2 separate regions of the Homo sapiens genome follow, and region 2 is linked to region 1. The links are chromatin loops, found by intact Hi-C in ENCODE. Cell type or tissue: IMR-90. All regions are shown on one strand.

The links. A loop is a pair of places that touch in the nucleus more often than their neighbours do. Peaks named below come from ENCODE experiments on the same cell type or tissue, not always from the same donor. Only the 100,000 strongest peaks of a DNase experiment are listed, where the experiment ranks them.
Region 2: a loop joins it to region 1, with 8 times the contacts of the local background. A loop is called at or near these places in 4 of 110 quality-filtered maps.

The regions. Positions count from the first base shown.
Region 1 is chr12:58,539,134-58,541,633 of GRCh38, reverse strand. No RefSeq gene overlaps it. Among named protein-coding and RNA genes, the nearest start is that of LINC02388, 240 kb to the left of the region's middle. RefSeq lists enhancers at 895-1,064, 794-1,088. In IMR-90, a CTCF peak has its summit at 964 (motif pointing left); a DNase peak (open chromatin) is centred at 933; H3K27ac peaks cover 982 bases.
Region 2 is chr12:59,112,571-59,115,070 of GRCh38, reverse strand. It overlaps LRIG3-DT (LRIG3 divergent transcript), which reads right to left. Exons shown (of 6, transcript NR_183518.1): 4 at 1,463-1,581. Among named protein-coding and RNA genes, the nearest start is that of LRIG3-DT, 190 kb to the right of the region's middle. RefSeq lists an enhancer at 799-1,058. In IMR-90, a CTCF peak has its summit at 1,136 (motif pointing left); a DNase peak (open chromatin) is centred at 1,110.

The DNA of each region.
Region 1 (2,500 bases):
ATTTCTTGATTCTTGACATACATTTTCTGGGTACAAGGTAAAAGTTATGGGAAGAAAGCCCTTCCTACAGTTACAATAGATATTTCAATTCCCTGGAACATAGCTCTGTTAATGTAGCAAGTATGTCAGGAATGTGTGAAGTTAACACTGTGCATGCAGTGTTCCCTCTTGCTGCTGAAAGAATGGGAAATTTGGGGGAGCTGAGCGAGGAAATTCATCCTGAAATGACAGGCACAACTCCACAAATTCTTTCAGAACAACCATTCCTCTATAATAGAATATAACGCTGATTGAGCTTCAAAGGCCAAAACAATGACAAAAATAATCGATATAATATCTTAATTTCATTAAAAATTACCTAAATCTGTGATTGCTAGATTGCTTTTCCAATTTCAGTCATGTAGCTCCTGTGAGCATAGCGGAGGACAGTTTTTAATAAAAGGCTTAAGAGAAAAGGAAAGAAGGAAAACAATCCAAGCAAGAGAAAAAGTTAAGGACTATGAAATCTGGTTATAGTTTATGCTGACAGATCTTTATTTTGGATTGTGCTGCATTGACTTGTATGACAGATGTAGTTTACGATTGTCTCCATTTAGGAGATTTTTATTCTCTCTTTAAGAGTGTGAGCAGCTAAGCTAATTGCTTTTGCAATTCAAGAAGAGGAATGTTTAGGTCAGATCTCCAAAATAACTCTGAAATTCAAAAAATAGAAAGCATAAAACATAAAAACCTACCTCACTAAAAGGACAATTTGGGGTGCAGGCAGGAACACTTTGTACTTTTGCTGAGTTCAGAAAAAAATCATTTAGAGGGCAACTATGAAGTGCAGTAGTGAACCAGCAGCTTAGTTAACTTGCTGGCTGGAGGGCACGCCTGCTCTTGCTGCAGCTTTTATCCTTTGCATCCCTCAACCCCAGGCCCAGAACGCCAGGCCAAAGCATTTGCGGAAGTGCTCCACTGCCATCTACAGGAGCTGTCGCACTTACACGCGATATCCTAGGTCAGGTCACACCACTCTGTACAACTTGTTTTGTGTGCTATCTTTATTAGGAGACCATAGTTAATTTTTCATTAAGAGTAATCACTCTGTGAAAAGCCTAGGTCATTGTTTAATTAGTATCAGCAATAAATGGACTAAATAACCTTAAGGGGCATATTTCTTTGTTGTAGGCAAGCTGTTTTTAAATCCAGTGCATTCGCTTTTAAATAAATAAATCAGTAATTCATCTACTGTATTGTTCACTGTCAGTGCAGGATCATACAAGCAAAAGCACTCATCTAGGAGCAGAATATTTTCCTTGCCCTAAATTTCTAAAATATTCTCCAAATAAAGGGTTCATTTTTTTTTTCAAAAACAAATAAAGTCAAGTGAATAGGATTCCTCTTTTTAAAAGAAAAGCACACTGGTATGTTTAGTATTTGAAACATGATTAGAGGTTCCTATCTCTACAGCACAGCTTACCTCAAGGAAGTTTACCTAGAGCGACTCCCCAGATGATGGTTTTGGGTTTATTCAGCAGGTGATGCCCCATGCAGAGAGCAATACTGAGTTATTCTAGAGAACAGCCTCCTACAAATGTATTTCTAGTGTTTATTTATATTGGAGCTCCCTTAGACATAGAATAAATTTTTCATGAGACCAAAGATGACCAATAAACACAGAAAAGCTCAGTATCAAATCAAACAATAACTCCCATGCTGGTTTAGATGGTATTGTCTCTCCTTCAATAGTAAGTCTGCGTGTGTGGTTTGATAAATCACAGACAACAGTATGCTTAACCATTCCAGATCCTCTCCTTTTTTCTCTGCACTAACAAACACTCTGAAGACAATGATTTTAAAGCATTTCAGAAGCACGCTTAAAACAATAAGGAAGGCACAGAAAATGTGAGATTTCTTTCCCTGATTTCCGGTTGATTGACCGCAATAGCACTGCTGACTTATTGAAAATGATATGAAAATCAAAAGGATAATTAGAGCTTATTTCTACTCGAAGCAGCAGCCTGAAATTTCCGTTGAATTTACACAAATTGGAGAAAAATCAGACTTGGCATTATCTCATCCTGAAATTTCTTGCCCATACCATGAGGGTCCATCTTCTTAGCTGGGGCTGGGGAGGTGAAGGAAGGGCTGTGACGTCATGTAGGTTTATTACTGCTGCATTCCACCATTGTTTTTCTTCCCTTTGTTTCATCTTTCTTATGTTTAAATTTATTTTATTTTGTCCTATTATTTTCATCTATGAAAGGAACTTTAAATCCTTTTTAGGATGAAGTGAGAATAAAAATAAATAGGTATATACATTTTGTTCCTGCGGTTTATGATCACCATTACACTTTCATTCTTAACCTCTCTCTAGAATCCTGTGGATCTGTCCAAATGGACAAGACCAATGTCGTCGATTATGAGCCCAGGAACTGGCTGTGACTGCCCCTGTGCTCCTCACTGTGCAGTTTCCCTGCCGAGGTGGAAGGCTGTGTGTGTAGCCAGCTCACCACGT
Region 2 (2,500 bases), 570 kb before region 1:
CAGTATATATTGCATTTATCAATGAGGTCTAACCAGGAGACAGAAACAACATAGTAATTTGAACTGGGAAATTTTAATATAAGTTATAATGATAATTTTTTTTTTTTTTTGAGACAGGGTCTCACTCTGTCACCCAGGTTGGAGTGCAGTGGCACAATCATGGCTCACTGCAGGCTCAAGGTCCCACGGCATCCTCCCACATCAGCCTTCCAAGTAGCTGGGACCACAGCTGCACACCACCATGCCTGGCTAATTTTTGGTACTTTCTGTAGCAATGGGGTTTCATCACATTGCCCAGGCTGGTCTTGAACTCCTGGACTTAAGCAATCCACCTGTCTTGGCCTCCTAAAGTGCTGGGAGATTACAGGAATGAGCCACCACGCCTGGTCAAAAAATAATGATTAACTATAACTATGAAGTGACTATAAAGAGAGAAAAGACAACTCTCAAATAGAGGTCAGCAAATTTTTTTCTGTAAAGAGTCCGATAGTACGGAGCATACGCTTTCTGGACAATTGGGTCTCTGTTGCAACTATTTGTTTCTGCCATTACAGCATCGAAGCAGCCAGAGACAAATTATAAATCAGTGTGCATGCCTGTATTCCAGTAAGTCTTTATTTACAAAATCTAACAGATGGTATTGAGGACCCCTGTTCCAAAGAATTCCCTGGGACCCAAGAAAGGAATAACTTGGCAAGGGGGCCGTCTTCCTGAGGCTGGGATTTAAACCTATTCCAGAAGATGTGTTTGGAGCGTACTGGATGGTGGAGCCACTGGCTGCATTGCCTGGGCCAGACCTGGTTCATAGTCGATGTATAAACAAGAAGCACACTTCCTCAAGCAGGGGGAGCTTGGCGGGAGGGCACACTGAGGCAGTGGGGCTTTGGCAGGCAGTTTCCTGGCAGGCCTACAGGAGGCCTAGGCACCTGGCATCCACATCAGGGGGGCCACAGTGAGGTGATTACTGAGCTAAGATGGGGCCTTGAGTTTGCAGGAAGTCAGGCAGCACAGTCTGGGTGCATGGCTGGGACAGTGCAGTTTGGCAGCAACGCAGAAAGAGCAAGAAGCAAAAAACCTGCAACTTACTGGAACCGTGAAAGGAAACTCCTTCCTCCTGCCACGGCCCTCCAGCGCCCTCTACTGACAAACTTAGCATCATGCTTACTACAGAGGAAAGACTTCAAAGAGTCTTGTCTGTTATTTCAGAACAGGTAATATAAGGGTAGATTTGGAGCTGAAAGGCAATAAATTGATAACTGTCACCATGCATAAAAATTCTTAATAATACCAGAAAAATTCTTCCATAATAAAGCATGTATCTCAGGCCAAAATTCCAGGTGGACTTTCTAAAATTGTACACATTCTGTTCAACCCTCTCCTTTCTCCGCATAAGAAATGGTAACTTCATTTGTTTACTGTAACCAACCCCTTCTAGGTTGCATCAAACATCGAGAAGTTTTACCTTGTGCCAAGGTACTGGGGAGAGGATAAATCATCTGACCCTCCAGTTGTCTGTTCACACAGGTTTCACCGAAAATGTCCAGTGTATCAACCTGCACAGTCATTCAGCTTCAGTGGGACCTGTCACGATATTTGCCAAAGCTTATTTGTGTCCAAGATTAGTTCCCCATTTTGTTGTCATATTTTAAGGTTTCAAATCTATGCTTTGAAATAAATTCAAAGTTATATTTATGGTTGCATAAACAAATCTATTTTCATTTAGAAAATACATGTTTCAGTAGGCCATGGAACACTTTGGGGAAATGACAAAGCTAAATCCCATTTGGGAATTATTAGGGTACAGGATGACCTGCTTCCAGTTCCAAAGTATGATCTCTGAATGCCTTGTCTTGCCCCTCAGCTGCCCTACACACATACTAATAGAAGTACTGCCCCAACAGCCACAGCATCATGCACAACATTTTCTCTCCATTTAACCCCAAATTCACAGTACCTGGCTAGGAAAACTGAGCTCCCTCTAGGAATAAACCCATAGTGAGAGCCAGACCAAAATCCCTGGAAATAAAGATCCAAGTAACTTACACAGGGAATAAGAATAGCAATCACTACATGTCGGCATGTGTTTCTTTTTTAACGTACCAGGAACTTTCAAAAGACCTTACATACATTAACTCATTTAATCAGCATAACATTCCTGTTAGGAAGATAGGGCTGTTATCCCCATTTTACAGATGAGGTAACTGAGGCACAGAGAGTTTAGGTGACTTGCCTAAAGTAAGTAGCAGTGATATATGGAATTGAGGCATCTAAGCTTTAACAGTCTTCACAGATGACTCTGATATCCAAATAGGCTTGGAAGACACTTATAATGAAATATGTATATTTGCACTGTACATTTAATTTTATCAACATGACTTCATGTTAAGTTCTATCAATATGATAATTGATTGATTGATTTGGTTTTATAAAATTATAAACATGGAAAAAAAGTGCCCATTTCAAATTTTACAAAAATGTTATCTTTAATAACCTTTTTGCT